Regions from separate parts of the Mus musculus genome. Here region 1 is linked to region 2. Evidence: chromatin loops called from intact Hi-C (ENCODE). Cell type or tissue: heart. All regions are shown on one strand. Each heading gives the region's core, and the rest is flanking DNA. Links, peaks and the distances in the headings are about the cores only.

Region 1 (8,339 bases), core at 24-8,023, 75 kb after region 2:
TAGGCTGGCCTTTAACTTTTTTTTCTTTTTTCTTTTCTTTCTTTCTTTCTTTTTTTAACTTATTCACTTTATATCCTCATATGTAACAGATGTGCAGCCTGACCTTCACGTGGGTTCTGAACAACTGGAATGGAGGCTGACCCAAACACTGTGGCCTTTAATGCTTGAGTCTCCTGCCTCTGCCTCTCAGGTGTTGGCATTGCAGGTGTGTGCCACCACACCTGACTACAAATTGATTTTAATATGATAAACTTGAACTCTTGCAACTAGAGCCATGGGCATAATTATAGGTAGAGTGCCTGCCTGGTATGCACATAACCTGGGATTCAATCCTCACCATACTTCTATTATTACTATTATTATTATTGTTGTTATCATTATCATTTTCATTATTATTATTATTATTATTAGGCAGTAGGCATAGATAACTAGAACTATAGCCACTGAGTGGTCAGACCAAAGCCTTAGCCTGCATCACCGGACGTCAGAAGTTTGAATAGCAGTGGGTATTTTCCTGTTTCTTCCTCCTGCTCAGTGAAGTTCATGTGCTAACCAAGAGAAATACAGGCTCTGATGTGTGGGAATCAGGTGTCACTACCTGTCTGCCAAGCACAGATCGATGTGGGGATCAGACATTTCATGGTGTCTCTCTCTCTCTTCCTAGTTCCCCTTCTGCGATGGGGCTCACATAAAGCACAACGAAGAGACTGGCGACAACGTAGGACCTCTGATCATCAAGAAAAAGGAAACCTAATGGACAGTTGCGAGGCTGCACCCAGCGTGTTGTGATGTCACCTGCTGATTTACGTAGAATGGCACCCAACCCACCGTCTGATTGGCCTCCCCGGTTCTAGATGTGGTTGGTCCCTGCAAATCACAGCTCTCATATCCATGGCATCGGCCTTGCTACTGAAACATGTGGTGCACGTTTGTTGAAAGAAGAAGAAAGGCTAAACCAACCTCGTGCTATATGGGTTATTTTGGTCTTGTAAGGATCCGTTCCTTTAAAATAATGGTCTTAGAATATAGTTGTATCTTGAGGTTAAAGTATTAAATTATTCCAAAATCATGTACATGTACATTGTACTTGTCAGTTTAAGGGAGAATCTTTTCTTATCGGTTCGTTAACTTGGAAAGTAACGGGGTGTGATGAAATTGCGTTGATTTCTTACACCATGGGAGAACCCTGCCGTGACCCTCACTCCTCCTGGTTGAGCTGGTGACATGGATACACTTTGTGTGCTTTAATGTTGTTCTCCTTAAACTTGCCCGGGTCACCAATAAAGGGGCAGCAACTTCCCTCTGTGTTCATCTCTGTGGCTCTGTAACGGATCCACTATAGACACCGCTAGCAGAAATCCAGGCCACGGGGATGTGGGTTAGGTAGTCAGGAAGAATGTTGGGGCGATGGCTCTGGATTGAGTGCCCACATAAAAGCCAGGCAGGCATGGCGGCTTGCCTGTAATCCGAGCGCTCAGGAGGCAGTGGTAGGGATCACTAGAGCAAGCTGACCACTGCACCAGCCATAATTAGTGAAGTCTGTTCAACAGGAGACCCCGCCTCAATAAATACAGCAGAGAGCTATACAGGAAGACACTGTTCCCAACCTGGGGCCTCCACTTGTACACACACATGCGCCGAGCTTGTGAGTATGATTATGCACATGCAGTGATCTAGAGCACCAGCCCAAGAGCAGAGGGCATCAGACTGATGGCGTCGATGATGCTTAGACACCCGCGGTCAAGTATACTGATGTCAGAGTCCCACAGCCTCGCTGAGAGTGACAAGTTCCCATCAGAGGCCTAGGGAGCTTTTACTTCCCACTGAGTGATGGCTTAAGCTAGCAAAGACACCATCTTTGACGATAAATCGGGCCCCGTCCTTTCCACTGTACAGTCTTTGTCTTACTAAGGCTTGAAGGCTTGTGTTAACTAATATGCAATGGCTGCCCTTCTGCCTGAGCACCCGAGGCTCCAAGTGTCTTCCTCATTTGACCACCTGAGCCTCTGGCGAGCAGTGTGCTGGCTTCTCTATCCCACTCACTGACCTCAAGCAAAGCCACTTGGCTTCTCAGCCTTTTCTTTTAAGCATGTGAATGTTGTGTGTTCTATGGGACGTGTGGTCACACGCGGGTGCCAGTGGTCTCATCCATTTGGCTGTGGCCACATTGTAGATGCTGTAATTCCAGATGCACCGAGCTTTTACAGGGGTTTGGAGGGCCCAGTCCTCATGCAAACACAGCAGGCGTTTAACCACTAAGCCATGTTCCCAGCCCATTTTCCAGCCTTTAAATGAACAAATTGGACCAACTGGCCCTGCCAGGGTTTGTCTCCAAATTTCAGACCAACATAAATTCGGTGGCTGCCCTGGAAGGGGAAACTGGCAACTTGGGCTTTTTCTGCATCAAGATCTTGAATTCACCTAGGGTTTGCAGTGTGAGGAGCCATGTTAGAGACAGTGACATTTATCCCACAGATGGCCATGTCTACAGCCCCCCCATAACCGAATATCACAATTTGTGATACAACTTGTGAGATAGGCTTTTAATTATGACACTCTACCATAAGGGTGATTTCATAAATGATAACTGCTACCAACGAGGTGGGAGTTTTTAAATTTCTTTTTACCCATTATGGTGGCACTTGGCTTTAAGAGAAACACTGACTAATGTCCCCAGTTAGTTGCATAAGTGGTGTATGCTCTCTTTGTATTGGTTAGTTGCCAAGATTAGAGTCAGTCTTACTGTGTAGCTCAAGCTGGCTTTGAAACACAGACTCTTCCTCAGCCTCTCTCATGCGAGAGACGCAGGCCTAAGCTACCACGGTGCACCTCTCCCTGACAGGCAGAAATGCTTCATTCCACAGCTTTTTAAATGACGTGATTGTGCTAAGTGAGACATTTGTCCCCAGATTATGGCCAAGGACAAATTTTTAGCTATGCAGGAATGAAAAATAATTTAAAAGTTACCAGCATGAATTTACTCTTTATTGTAAGACTATACCAACATCTACAGTACTGAAATATCCTTCAATGAAATGTTAGTAGTAGTAGTATCTACTCCTTTAAATATTTTCCTTGACAAAATAAGAAGGTGGTAGCCATTTATTGTCCATATGAAGTCACAAAGTCTAAGATGCACCAAGCCAACATCCTGTCTAAAGTTCCAGAATGTGTTTGTTACTAAGATGTCGACACACTTGAATGCTTGACTAAACTTTCGAATCTGATTGTGAGCTCAGCACTTCGGGTTCCTGGAAAATTAATAATAGCTTTGAATGCTTTAGAGACGTTAGGTGACAACCATCCTGTTTTTGAAGAAAGATTTCCAAAAGATGAATATCCGATAAGCATCTGCCTTTCCCAAGCAAAGGGGCCTAAGAAGCCCCGACTGGGAGTCAGCTCAGGGGCATCCCGTGTGCAAGGACCAATCATGAGTACCACAGCTTGTCTCAAACTTCCATGGAGGGATTGCGCACGGGAATAGGTTAGCTGAAATCGCCAGGATTGCTGTAGAGAGCAAAGATGAGTAAGGCTTTTCATTAGCCAGTAGGACTGCCAACTAGAGGTGCTACTTATAGTGTGACCTCCTACGTGTCTTGAGTTAGTGGCCTTTCTCCTTGCTATGACAAAATATCCAACAAAAGTAACCTAGGGAAGGGTATTGTTGCCTGACAGTTTGGGGGTCCAAGTCCACCAGGAGAGAGATTATGAGACAGCTGGTCACATCGAGTCCACGGTCGGGAAGCAGCAAATGGATGCAGGTGCCTCAGCCCACTTTGGCTCACCCCATGCCATGGAATGGTCCCACCCAGTGGGAGGACCTTGCCATCTCAGCCGGTCTAGGACCCCCCCTCCCAGACAGATCCCGAGGTGTCCCTTCTGCAGTTCTCCATCTTGTCAGGTTGACAGTCATTATTAGCCACCATATCCCTGCACAACAACAAAAGCCATTCCACATCAGACATGCTGGGGGAATGTCAGGCCGGCCTTGTGTCAGTCAGGAAGACACTCCTCCCGGTCGGTACCTCTGTGTCTCTGGTGACAGACAAAATAGACCTCATGTTTCCAACCCATCCCAACAGAAGGACAAGCAGAACTTCTTTACCAAGGCCTCGGGAGAATCTACAGAGTCACGTACATTTCCCAGATTATTATTTATTATTCCTGTGTGTGAATGATGTATGTGTGGCACGTGGAGGTCGGAACCTTCCCGTGGGCCTGGGAATCTGACACAAGGTCAGCACTTGGCGTCCGGCAGACATGTTACCTGCTGTGCCATCTCACTGGCTCCCAGTTCTCATTGAGAATGATTTTTATCATCGCCTGTCTGCTTATGACTTGAGGATAAATTGTTATCAATTTAATCACAACCATCACAAGCCCAAATTGTCTCTATTGGGCTGGACAGTAAAATACAATCTCTTACGCTATCTGTCTCTTCGAGCAATCCTTTTTTCTTGGGTTTATTTAGGGTTGTTTTCTTTCTTATTATTTTGTTTGCTTTTCTTTTGTGTTTATTGATCTCCCTATGTAGCCCTCCCTGGTCTTGAACTCCCAATCCTCCTGCCTCAACACACACACCACCCCTGCCAGAAAGTTCTTCCGTCTTTATTGGCACAATCTGTCCACATGTTCAGCTCATTATTGTGATTTTAAATTTGTCCGCTGTCATGTTTCCAACACACCAGTCCGATTGTGAACTCTTCTGAGAATTTCATTTTTATCCTTCAGAACCCTGCAAGTCCGATGTTTTCACGAATCCCTCTTGGCTTCAGTCTTGGCTCTGAGCGCCACCTAGTGTACAGACTCTGTTACAACACCAAGCCCTAACAAGCTCATCTGGTTGGGTCTCTGAGCTTGGGTTGGGTCACCCTCACCCCCAAGCGGGGTCACTTACAGCAACTGGCATTTGTGACTTCTCTGTGGTTTGGACATCTGATTTTGGAAAATCATCTATAGTGTTTTTAATCCCTGAGGGGAAAGTTTTAAAATTTTGGTTAACGTTAGAGCCTAAAGCAGCAACTTTCAGTGAATACTGTTTCAAGTTAACACCTGAGATGGAATGCAGCTTCCGCTATGTAGATAATTGCTGGAAGCTGACATCCCTGCCGTCTCTTCTCCAAACCTGAAAATCCATTGTGCTTGTTTTGTTTGTGTGTGTTGATTGTTTGGTCTGTTATGCTAAATTTGGTGTGTGTGTGTGTGTGTGTGTGTGTGTGTGTGTGTTGCAGAGATTGTTTTTGTTGTTTTGGTTTTTTGGGGGGAAGGGATTTTTTTTTTTTGTCCCCAACCTTGAAAACATGCAGAGTAACCTGCCCTGACAGGTTTGGCTGTAATGCATCCAATTAGCACTAAAGCTGTGGCTCGCAGGCAGAAAACACAACCCAGGAACCAACATTCCTATGCTGCTGACCCAGCGGAGGGGACAGCTAGGTTGAGTGCTCACACAGTGTGGCTGGCTCCAGCACTGCAAAGGTAAAACCCATACACGTCCGTCCAGGCCATTCTGAGCCAGCATGCTCAGGCTGCAGCAGGGACAGGTGTGGGGCCCTCTGACGCACCAGTGTTCCTGACACAGCCCATCACCCCAACACAAGGTCACCGGCTTCATTTGTCCCCACCCCCTCAGTTCGGGACTGAAGACATGGCTTAGAGATTAGGAGTATATTGGAACTTTAAGTTTTTCAAACCTTATTTTTAGTGGTACTTCTTAAACGCTTCAACCTCCGTTTTAGCCCACCACCTACCAGAGGTAGTGGCAAAGGATGGGTGGATGGGGTGGGGTGCAGTGGACCTGTTTTGAAAGGTTTTTTAGAGCAGCTCCTGTCTGTGTTGTCTGGAAATCAGCAGTTCGGTTCATAGGTTAGCAGCGGCAGCTTGATCCACTCTCGAACCCTTCACAGATACACCAGTAGCACAGGTCGGTAGAGTCGGGAGAGCAAACAGGAATCAGCAGCCGTGGCACTACCTAGCAGAGCCAGCTTTGGCTCGAGTCAGCAGGAAGGGCCTGGAGGAACGTCCTCATCCGTGCCTCTCTCAGCAAAGTGAAGCTCAGTGAAGACTCCGAGACCCGAAAGCATGACACAGCTAGCTATACCGGCAAGCCAAGCGCTCTCTCTGTCACTCCTCACTCTGTCAAGTCCTATTTGTATCCTCCAAACCTCGCATGTCCTCTACGTGCCTTGTCTGCCTCAGCACGTGCATCCACTCAGCCTGAGTCATTGGAGTCCCAACAGATGCAGCTCAAAACTCCATGTAAGGCGGACCAACGTGTGTGTTGTGAGCAAAGAACCTTCATCGCGTGTCCTTTCGCTGGTTTGCTTTAGCAGAACATCCTCTCTCCTGTGTCTGCTTCAGTGAAACGTTCCTTCACCAGGCTACCTTAGTCTTTCCTGTGTCCGCTTCAGGAAAACACGCCTTCATGTGTTTGCCCCAGCAACACACCATCCAACACAGCCGACCTGCAAAGAACCCCTAAAGTTTCTACTTCAGTGTCCGCGCTCCTGCAGAGGACCCAGTTTGGGTTCACAGCATCACTGGGCAGCTCCCAACCACCTGAAACTCCATCTCCAGGGGATTCGACACCTCTTACGTTTCCAAGGACACCTGCACACATGTTCGTGTACCCACTGCAGACACAAATACATATGCATAATACATTTTTATTTTTATGTGTATACGTGTTTGTCTGTATGTGTAACACGTGAGCACAGGTGCCCAGCCAGAGAAATCAGAAGAAGGCGTCAGATCCCCCTAAAGTTGGTGGCAGTTGTGAGCTGTCTGGTGTGGGTACTGGGACCTAGGTCCTCTACAAGAGCACCCAGTGCTCATAATGGCTGAGCCATTTCTCCTGGCAGTCCCTTACCCAGTGTTTAGGAGAGCCTCCTAGTGGCTTAGCTGACCAGTGTCTGCAGTGGTGCTGAGACAAGTACTCCTGCTATAAGGTGCTAGGCCAGCTTTGACAGCCTGCTGGTCTCCCATTCCACTGACCTGACCTCTCTCTTTTTCTCTTTCTCTTTCTCTTTCTCTTTCTCTTTCTCTTTCTCTTTCTTTTTCTTTTTCTTTTTCTTTTTCTTTTTCTTTTTCTTTTTCTTTTCCTTTTCCTTTTTCTTTTCCTTTTCCTTTTTCTTTTTTTTTTTTTTTTTTTTTTGGTTTTTCGAGACAGGGTTTCTCTATGTATCCCTGGCTGACCTGGAACTCACTCTGTAGACCAGGCTGGCCTCGAACTCAGAAATCTGCCTGCCTCTGCCTCCCAAGTGCTGGAATTAAAGGCGTGCACCACCACGCCCGGTCCACTGACCTCTCTTAACCCTAGCCACAGCTTCCAAAGCTGATTGAAGTAATCTGGCACCAGCAGCTGCTGTATAATTGGGGTACAAGGCTCTGGAGCTGGGACAGGCTGGCTTATTGGGGTCCTAGGAACCCTTTGAAGCAACACACCTTCTCCACCAGTCTGGGCTTTGTCCCTTTGGAAGCCAGAGCTCCTTGTCTATTTGGCCTTGCTCACCCTCTTGGACTTATGAAAGAGCATCTCTATCTCCAATCACTCTGTCTCCCTTTCGTCCGGTATGCCTGGTTACCTCTGTGTCCCTGACAAGCCTGGGCAAAGTGGTTGGCTCAGGGTTAGACAGAAGGAAAGACAAATACTTTATTAATTGCAAGCAAAAATGAACCTCCTCTGAGCACGCTGGAGGTTGCTGGCATTGGTCCGCAAAGCATGCTAAGCACCTCCCTGGGACAGCGTGGATCTGTGTGGAGACTGCAGACTTCCACCTCACACTGAGGTCCTTCAGATATTCTCTTTAATGGGGAGTTTTATGTGTCAACCGGGTAGAAGGCGGGGCACCCAGAGAATTGGCCAGTCGATAATTGGTGGTGGTGGTGTTTTCTGTGTCCTAGAGTAACTTAAAACTAGATCGATAGATCAGATAAGGCAAATTTCTGCCAGCCAAGCACCACAAAGGATCAGGAAGGCTGGAGGACAGATGGTCCAGTTCCAGGGCTGCTGGCCCTGAGTTCACTCCTCGGCTTGGGTGAAAACACACCCACCGGTCCCTCTCCTAGCTGCTGTGGGTGAACACTGCAATCAAGAAGGTGAAGCAAGGGGCTGTCGAGATGGCTCAGTGGGTAAGAGCACCCGACTGCTCTTCCGAAGGTCTGGAGTTCAAATCCCAGCAACCATATGGTGGCTCACAACCATCTGTAACAAGATCTGACGCCCTCTTCTGGAGTGTCTGAAGACAGCTACAGTGTACTTATATATAATAATAAATAAATCTTAAAAAAAAAAAAAGAAGAAGAAGAAGGTGAAGCAAGGGGCTGGTGAGATGGCTCAGTGG
Region 2 (8,339 bases), core at 26-8,025:
CTTCTCCACTAGCTCTGGTATGTGGTAGACTAAAGGAGAGGTTGAACCCTTATTAAAGTAGGTTGTAAAGATTATAAGCCTACACAGAACACTGAGCAACTGTAATTCAAATTAGTTCTTATGATGGCAAAACCAATAGGGAATCAGGAATCCAGGAGAATCGTAAACAGTGGCCAAAGTAAAAGTGGAGCAGCCAGATGCTTCCAACATATCATCTGAGCATCCTTAAGACAATGTTAAATAATGATCAAAGTGGGAGCCAGGCAGCCAGAGATGTCAAACCCGTCACACGCATAGCTTTAGACATTCACCAGAGACATGTCTTGGAGAATAATAATGATACTGGAAATGTATCATTTCAGATCAGATCATGTCGCTATGGTAACTAGTAGTTTACATGACAAGGCTGAGAAGTTATTAAGCAACATGATCCCTGAGGTGTTGTTAAGGAATCAGCATCAAAGCTAAGATGACAACGTACTTACAAACTCTACCCAGTGGGCAGACTAAAAATGCAGATCTTTGTAGCTAAAACCCACAAGTACTGATCCTTTTCCAGGTCTCCTGAAAGAATTTACAACCCTGTGTGGATACAGTGTATATTTACTCTCTCTGCACAATCTCTAAGCTTCCCAGTAAACCCTCAGGTATACATAGTGGCAAAACAACAGACTCCATCTTAAACAGGGTGAAAGTGAGGACAGACACCAAGCCTGTGCTCTCTGACCCCCACAAGTGACCAAGCCAGCTCAGTCAGTCAACAGGGTCTCAAGGGAGGGAGGGAGGATTGTAAAGACAAAGACACTTACACAACACAATAGCATGACTCCAGCCAGTGCTGAGGCTGAAGCACCTTTAGTTTTTTTCCCAGTTTGCTTTTGTATCCGTCTAGGTACATCCAAAAAACATGGTCAGTTCTTAGATCAAAGACAAAGTAATCAAGCAAGGCCATTAACAAAGAGATCACCCCTGGTACTCATCAAGCAAAGCAGTAAACAAAGCCCCATCATCACTGTTTCTAATATTCTTATCTGAGCCTACTTCCTTGCCCGAGCCCAGGAACAGATGCTAAATTCCTAGAAGTGGCACCAGAAGCTCTCAACACACAAGCAAGCACCTTCACTCACACACAAGACGAAGAGTACATTGGTAAAGACATGGGAGCCTATCCCTTTAAAAGGCGTGACGAGAATGATGACATCATCACCACTGCACAGACCCCACTGAGCAGAACTCACCTTCCTGACCACCAAGCTGCGAATCTAGGAAGTGGACACCGTCTAACGGGCCTCAAAGATTCATCATGAAAGAGGGGCTTCCAGGGCTACAGAAGAGACAGAGAGTGGTCTGTGTCCTCTAGTGAAGGATAAATTGAAGTGATAAACCCCTTGCTCAGTTCTCAGAATCCATGGAGGATTCAGTCCCTGTAAAATCCTCCAACAGATCACTGGAGATAAAGAGTTTTCTGCTGCTTAGAAGTCTGGACCTGAGGAATAGGCCAAAAGTAGCTTTAGATGGCTAAATAAATGCCAAAAAAAAGTATGATGCAAATCTTCCTTTATGAAATGCATGTTAACTATCTTTAATCTATATTCAATTACTCTGGGACATAGTAAGAGGCCTGGTAGTGGGGTTAAGGTTCTTGTACAAGACCAAAGAGCTTACTCTATAGAAACCTCCATAATCCTGTACTGTCCCCATTGTGCTAAAGACACAAGGAGAGGCCATTTGCAATCCAGGAAGTGGGTCCTCACTAGAACCTGATCATGCTAACATCCTTGATCTCACACCTGCAGACTTCCAGACTCTGAGAAAATACCTCTCTTGTTTTAGCCACCTCTTCTATGATTCTCCATAATGGCAGCCTGAGATGAGACATCAGTGCTATCCTCCATCCTCACAGAGTGAGTGCAGCACACGACTCTGTCTGTCCCCGTCTTCAACAGCCTTGTTGCTTAGTCATGAGTACTAACTACTGAGTGATTAGGTATACATTTGAGTGATGTATACCAATGAGAGCTTAAAAGAACAAATATAAACTCCCTTCCCCCAATACACACGTGTGCACACATGCATGCATATGCACACACATGCAGGCACATGCGCGCACACACTCATACATGTGTACACTCAAGAATGCATGCACATGTGCACATATGCATCCACACCCTTAAGTACACACATAAACATACATGCACACACACATACACATGTGAACACATGCGTACACCCAAGCATGCATGCACATGGGCACATATACATCCACGCACTTAAGTACATGCATAAACATTCACATGCATGTGTGTGCAAACACAGAAAGCTCCGCTCCATGCCAGATGTGCATTTGAAAGCGATGTCAATGACTGTCCCAACTTCATGCTTTCTAGCTTGTCAGGAATGGACTCACTGGCTCTCTTGTCCCTCCTTCATTCCTCTACCTTCTCTCCTTGTGTGTGTTTGTGAGACTGCACATGCATGTGTGCATGCCTTCCGCTACTTCCAATTTCAGCAGCTAAGTTTTCCAACTGTCATTCCCTGATGGCCTCTGTGGTTTCAGAACCTTGGACAGCGCTTTATTCATTGCTCCAGGAACCTGTCTTTTTTTGTTGTTATTTGGTTGGTTTGGGGCTTCAGATTAAAATATAATTACATAATTTTCCTCCCTCCAACACTTCCCACATACATTCTCACTCTCTCAAACTCTTTTTTATGTACACACACTCATATTCTGTGTGTATATATGTAAATCCCTAAACATAAATACAGTATGTTCATGTAATGTTACTATGATATATATATATCATATACACATAATGCTCTATTTCAGGGATGGCCATTTGATATTGAATAATTGTGAGGCTCTTCCCCACCCCTGTGCGCTACATTACTTAGTTGCCTATAGTTCTTTGTTTAGGAAGGCCTATGAGATTCCTCCTACCATCTCAGAATATTTATTAGTGTTTTCTTTCATCTTTATGCATGTTGATGGGTCTTCATTGGTGTAGCTTCTCTGCCATCTCCAGGAGATGCAATCTCACAGCAAACTTCCTATTAATCTGACTCTTATACCCCCTCTTTGGTTATGACCAATGATCTTTAGTTGTGCGGTGTGTGTGTGTGTGTGTGTGTGTGTGTGTGTGTGTGTGCACTGGTTTGGATAGTCATTTGTTCTGTGCATTTTGATGAGTTGTGCTTTTCTGTAATGGTGGTCTCTGTTTATTATAAGCTTGTTTGATGAAGAGTGAGACCTAAAAGTATACATATTTAGAATTTGATGGATAACTATGCTGGCTTAGTAAAATGGTAGTTCTACGTTCTTCTCCAAGGTCCATGACTTCATTAGCCCAAGGTCCATGACTTCATTAGCCCTGATTGCTAAACTTCTGTAGCAGACATGATTTCCCTCATGTGGAGCAGGTCTTAAGTCCACTTAGAGAGCTGTTGATTACTTCCAAGGTGTCCATGCCACCACTGCAGCCTTGGGACCATCATGCCACACTGGTCATTATTTTAGTTCAAAGACATGGCTGGGTAGGACCATGGCTGGGTAGGACTATTGGCTGCATTCCTCACCTGGAAACTTGCATGTCATCTTCTGTTGTCAGAAAAACTATTCTTTAGAGAGGAGACTTTCATGACAAAACCACCTTGGATCCTCCAGGTCCTGTGTCTGAAGTACATAACCAGAACCACAGAGAGCAACTGCTTGTAACTCCAGCTCTTGGAACTTCAGCCCCTCCTTCTGGCCACAGCAAGTACCCACACTCATGCACACATGCTCTCACGCAGACACATAACCGTATAAAACAAAAGGTAAAATAAACAAGTTCTTTTAAAAAAAAAATAGAGGCAGGACGGGGATCTAAATTGTGCTATTATGTATTATATGCGTTCCTGTTTGCATGACTCCAATAAAATTACTGTTTCTCTGGATGGTTTTTCTGCAATAAAACACTGCTTTCTGAGAGTATTGTAAGTATAAAACTCACTCCATCCCACATGGATGAATCTTTGATCTTGAACTCCATGAAGTCAGACAGCTTGCAGAGTCTCCTGCAGGGAGTCACTCAAGGCTGAGGCCAGATCACCCGGTGCCCTGGACTTCGTCCTAGGCCTGCAGGAGTTACTACCTGCACTAAGAAGAGAACAAGAAAGGAAAACGGTTCTCATGGGGAGTCGGGGTTTTTTTCAAGCACGTTTTTACAGTATTTTGAAACTTTATGTTGACTTTTTAAAATTCAGTAAGTAAATGCACACACTCAAGAGAAAAGCTAACCTAAAAGGAACCCCCTCGTTGATTTTTCCAATACCCAAAGATAGTCGGCGCTCTGTTTTCATGTATTGCTCCGTTTTTGGTTTGTTTTATATATATATATATAAAGTCCCCAGCTCTGAGTCACTAATCTGCTGTTTCCTCAACCACTGTAAATATACCTGGTGTCGTGGGTCAGGGGAGAGCTTTTCATTTCATGAAGGTAGGCTAGACACCGAATTCTGACACCAGCTAGGAGTACCTAAGCATCCCGGGCTCCAAAGGAACTCTCCTGGAAAGGAAAAGCATCATCCACAGGGAGTCAGAGGCAGGAGGATCTCTGTGAGTTCCAAGCCAGCCTGGTCTACAAAGCTATTTCCGAGGCAGCAGGGGCTCTGGTACACAGAGAAACCCTGTCTCAAAAAATCAAACCAAAATTGATTGATTGATTGATTGATTGAAATCTGGACATCTTATTTGAGAATATTTATATAGTAAGAACTTTATATGAGCCCGCGGATAATATTTTAATAGTGGCTTTTAATGATAGTCCACAAATATTAGAAGCTGGTTAGCATCCTTGTGGTAGAACTTTTCAATCTGAATGCCAGCAACACCTTATCAACTTTCAACTTGCAGTATACATAATCACCACTAGGTGTCACTAGGGTTTTTCCAGAGGAGGGAAGAGGGAGATGCTGTTCCATTAAACAGGGCTTTACAAGGTTACATTAAATCAGAAATTTAAGGGTGAAGGGAATCTTCTAAAACAAGACTTTGGAGCTTACACATTTAAATTTTTTAAATTTACTAAAAATATCTTGAATTAATCTTAGTAAATCTATGGGGTTCCCACACACAGAGACACTTTCTATCCCTGGTGAATCTTGAGAACTAACGTATGTGCGTAAGAAACGTCCTTACTTATGTGCAGGTTGACATTTTATATTTATATAATCTGGCCGCACTCCCAGCATTCCACTTTTTCTCCTCTCAGAGCTGCCTGGCAACATCAGAAAACCATCGTTGTGTCACAAATATAACTAATTAGCCAGTATAATTCCGCGCACATTTAAAACATCTGTTCCTGGGTATGCAGTACTCCCCAGTGGGAACAAGGCAACCCTCATTTCTTCACCTCTGCCATGCAGGGTGCCTCCACGAATCCCAGGAGCCGAGAAACCCGTACTTCTCATTTATGTGTCATTTTCTGCATGTAATTCTATTATAGATTTTTCCAGCCACAACAGCACGTTGGACAGTGTTTGTTTGTTTGTTTGTTTGTTTATCCATTTTATAAATCTGTCAAATAACCTAGAGAGCTGAGATGAGCAAATTTTAAATCTAGTTTAAACTCCTTTGTAGAAATGACCTGTTTGGCAGCTATATAAACTGAGATGTGTAAATATTATAATAATAAATAATACTAATAATAGTAGTAGTAGTAGTAGTGATAAAAACAAATGCCTAACTTAGATTCTCTTCCTGGTTGATTCTTTTTTTTTTTTTTGGTTTTTCAAGACAGGGTTTCTCTGTGCAACCCTGGCTATCCTGGAACTCACTCTGTAGACCAAGGTTGGCCTTGATCTCAGAGATCTGCCTGCCTCTGCTTCTCAAGTGCTGGGATTATAGGCATGTGCCACCACGCCCAGCATCCTGGCTGGTTCTTAACTATTAACAGGACCTTAAACAAACCATGATGACCTCTTCCTGAATTCCTTTCTCCATTGTTGAAAGGAATTGTTCAAAACTGGGCTTAGTTTCGATTGGTGAAGCATGGTCAGCACTTGGGCGGGAGAGGCAGGAGAATTAGGAGTTCAAGGTCATCCTTGCCTGTACAGGGTGAGTTTGAAGCCCGCCTCAAAACGGCAAACCTACCTTAGACAGCTGTGATGACAACTAGAAACAACACGTGGTATTGTTATGACTCCGACCTCGGTCCCCAGCTTTGTGGTGCTAGTCTGAGGGCTGTGCAGCCTTAGGGGGCGAGGCTTAGATGAAAACCAGGGGCATCATGGGAAGGGACATGCACAGTAGGGAAGGGGTTCTGTAACTTGAAAACTACCAATCAAGACAGAGAGCCATCTAAACTATATCCCCAGTAACCTAATTCTCCCTTCTCATGAACCCCACCCACACACCCAAAACAAAGTTTCAGGCTGAATTTTTCCACATCAGTTAAAAGGACAAAAACCATGCCCCGAAGACATTTCCACAAGCCAACCCATTCCAAACAACTCCTCATAGGGATTCTCTTCCCAGATAATCCTAGGTTAGAGGACAGTGTTGACTATTAAAGCTAGCAATCACTTCAAGTTCCTGAGGCCATAAATCAGAACCATCCCCTGTGTAAGGAGGCACCGGATGATTTTTGTCCAGGGAAAAACCTTCCTGATTGTGACACACTTGGAGCTTATAGAACTCTGAGGGTGTGTGACAGTCAGGCGTCATTCAGGTCCCGGTTGTGTCCCCCGCCCCCCACCTCCCCTCCCCAAGGCTGAGTGCAAATGACTACACTACCAGAACTGCGGTTGCTGTGTTAGTCAGATAGGTACCTTATCTGATAAGAGCGGCTGGAAATGATATAAGAGAACAAAGTCACAGATAAGGGAACGGAAGATTCTGGAAGAGATAGTGAACACTTCAGATCTCACCTAAGTATGAGAAAAAATTGCTGTAGGATTCTGATCCATGGCGGAACCACTTGATTTGCATTTTAGTGACTCTTCTTGCTGCTACACGGGGGCGGGTGGGCGAAGCTGGGGCAATGGAGAACTCTGGAGTCCTCTGGGCTCTGCTGAGCAGCCTGGGGTGAAGCTGAGGAGGCAAGCTAGGGTGGGAGTCACGAGAGAGGAAGGCAAAAGCTGGATGTGTGTGGAAGGTCAAATGCACCCAGATCTGCTAGCAGTGGTGCACAAAACAAACAAACAAACAAATAAACAAAAAAAAACAAAAAAACAAAAACCACCAAAAAAAAAAAAAAAAAACCAGAAGTTGGCTTTCAAATTATATGCAAAACCAGATGGGAAATGGTGTTAACATGATCGAGTTAGGGATTACCAGGGATGAATCTGAATATTTTTTCTGAGTATTTTTGAAGTGCTTGGTTCTTACATTGTGAGTATACTCATCTAAGGCTTGGCGCGTCTCCGGTGCTGGAGCGAGCGGAGTACAGACTCAGGAACAATCTGCTAATATTTAGCTACCGCTAGCTAATTTCTCAGTTTAACTTCTGAACCAAGTGAACTGTTTTCTAAAAGAACCAGAGCCAGCAAACTAAAAATAAGGGCAGCCCTTATTTTAACAAGCAAGTTAAAACACTTGGTTTACTGACTTGTGTCTGTCTAGGAAAAGGGAGAGTGTGTGAGTAACTCCATAGAAACTTTCCTTTGCAATAATAAATGGAGTGAGCTGCAGGCACGAAGGCTGGGGAAGGATCTTTAACCCTCATAGAGAAGAAAACACTTCCCTCTCCAGCCACTCTTATCTGTCCTGTGAACCTAGGATGGATCAGTTTGTTTCCTGGGAAACAGGATTGTGTATCTTACAAACAGATAACCCGCCTGGCACGAGCAATCCTCTTAAGGTGAATCACTGTGCTTGTGATTTGCCAGCATGCAAGTTCCATCCTGGGAAGTCTAATTGGAGAACTGGCTGGGAGGAGCTCTGACACTGCCTTCAGTCACAGGGATCCTGTCCTAGTGGTTTGGTGGGAATGGAGCTGTGATGTTTATGGAGATGTTTTCACACACGCACACACTTGGGGCCACTTTCAGGTCTGGCCTCTGAATCACAGCCTAACCTTTCACTCCCAAGAAGAATGATCAACCTCTTTGGAAAGCCAAACCTTGATCATCTCCAGCTTCCCACAGACTTCATAGCTATGTCTTATGGCTGAACTTGTTTGGAGGGAACACAGCAAACACGGCTGTCCAGGAGCAGCACTGGACATTCACGGCTTCAAACATCAGCGGTACCCGGTACCCGGGTACTGTAAAGGAGGCCACAGGAGCCATTGTTCCTCCACAGAACCATACCACCAGGCCCCTCCTTCCTCTCTTAATTTCCCCCCACTAAGAAAATAGCA

Evidence for each region. Peaks named below come from ENCODE experiments on the same cell type or tissue, not always from the same donor. Only the 100,000 strongest peaks of a DNase experiment are listed, where the experiment ranks them.
Region 1: a loop joins it to region 2, with 9 times the contacts of the local background. A loop is called at or near these places in 37 of 42 quality-filtered maps.

The regions. Positions count from the first base shown.
Region 1 is chr10:71,323,452-71,331,790 of GRCm38, reverse strand. Cisd1 (CDGSH iron sulfur domain 1) reads left to right here. Exons shown (of 3, transcript NM_134007.4): 3 at 665-1,297. The coding sequence ends at 754. Among named protein-coding and RNA genes, the nearest start is that of Gm20609, 17 kb to the right of the region's middle. In heart, for the core only: no CTCF peak of the experiment used is centred there; a DNase peak (open chromatin) is centred at 4,800.
Region 2 is chr10:71,398,029-71,406,367 of GRCm38, reverse strand. No RefSeq gene overlaps it. Among named protein-coding and RNA genes, the nearest start is that of Ipmk, 54 kb to the right of the region's middle. In heart, for the core only: a CTCF peak has its summit at 4,892 (motif pointing right); no DNase peak of the experiment used is centred there.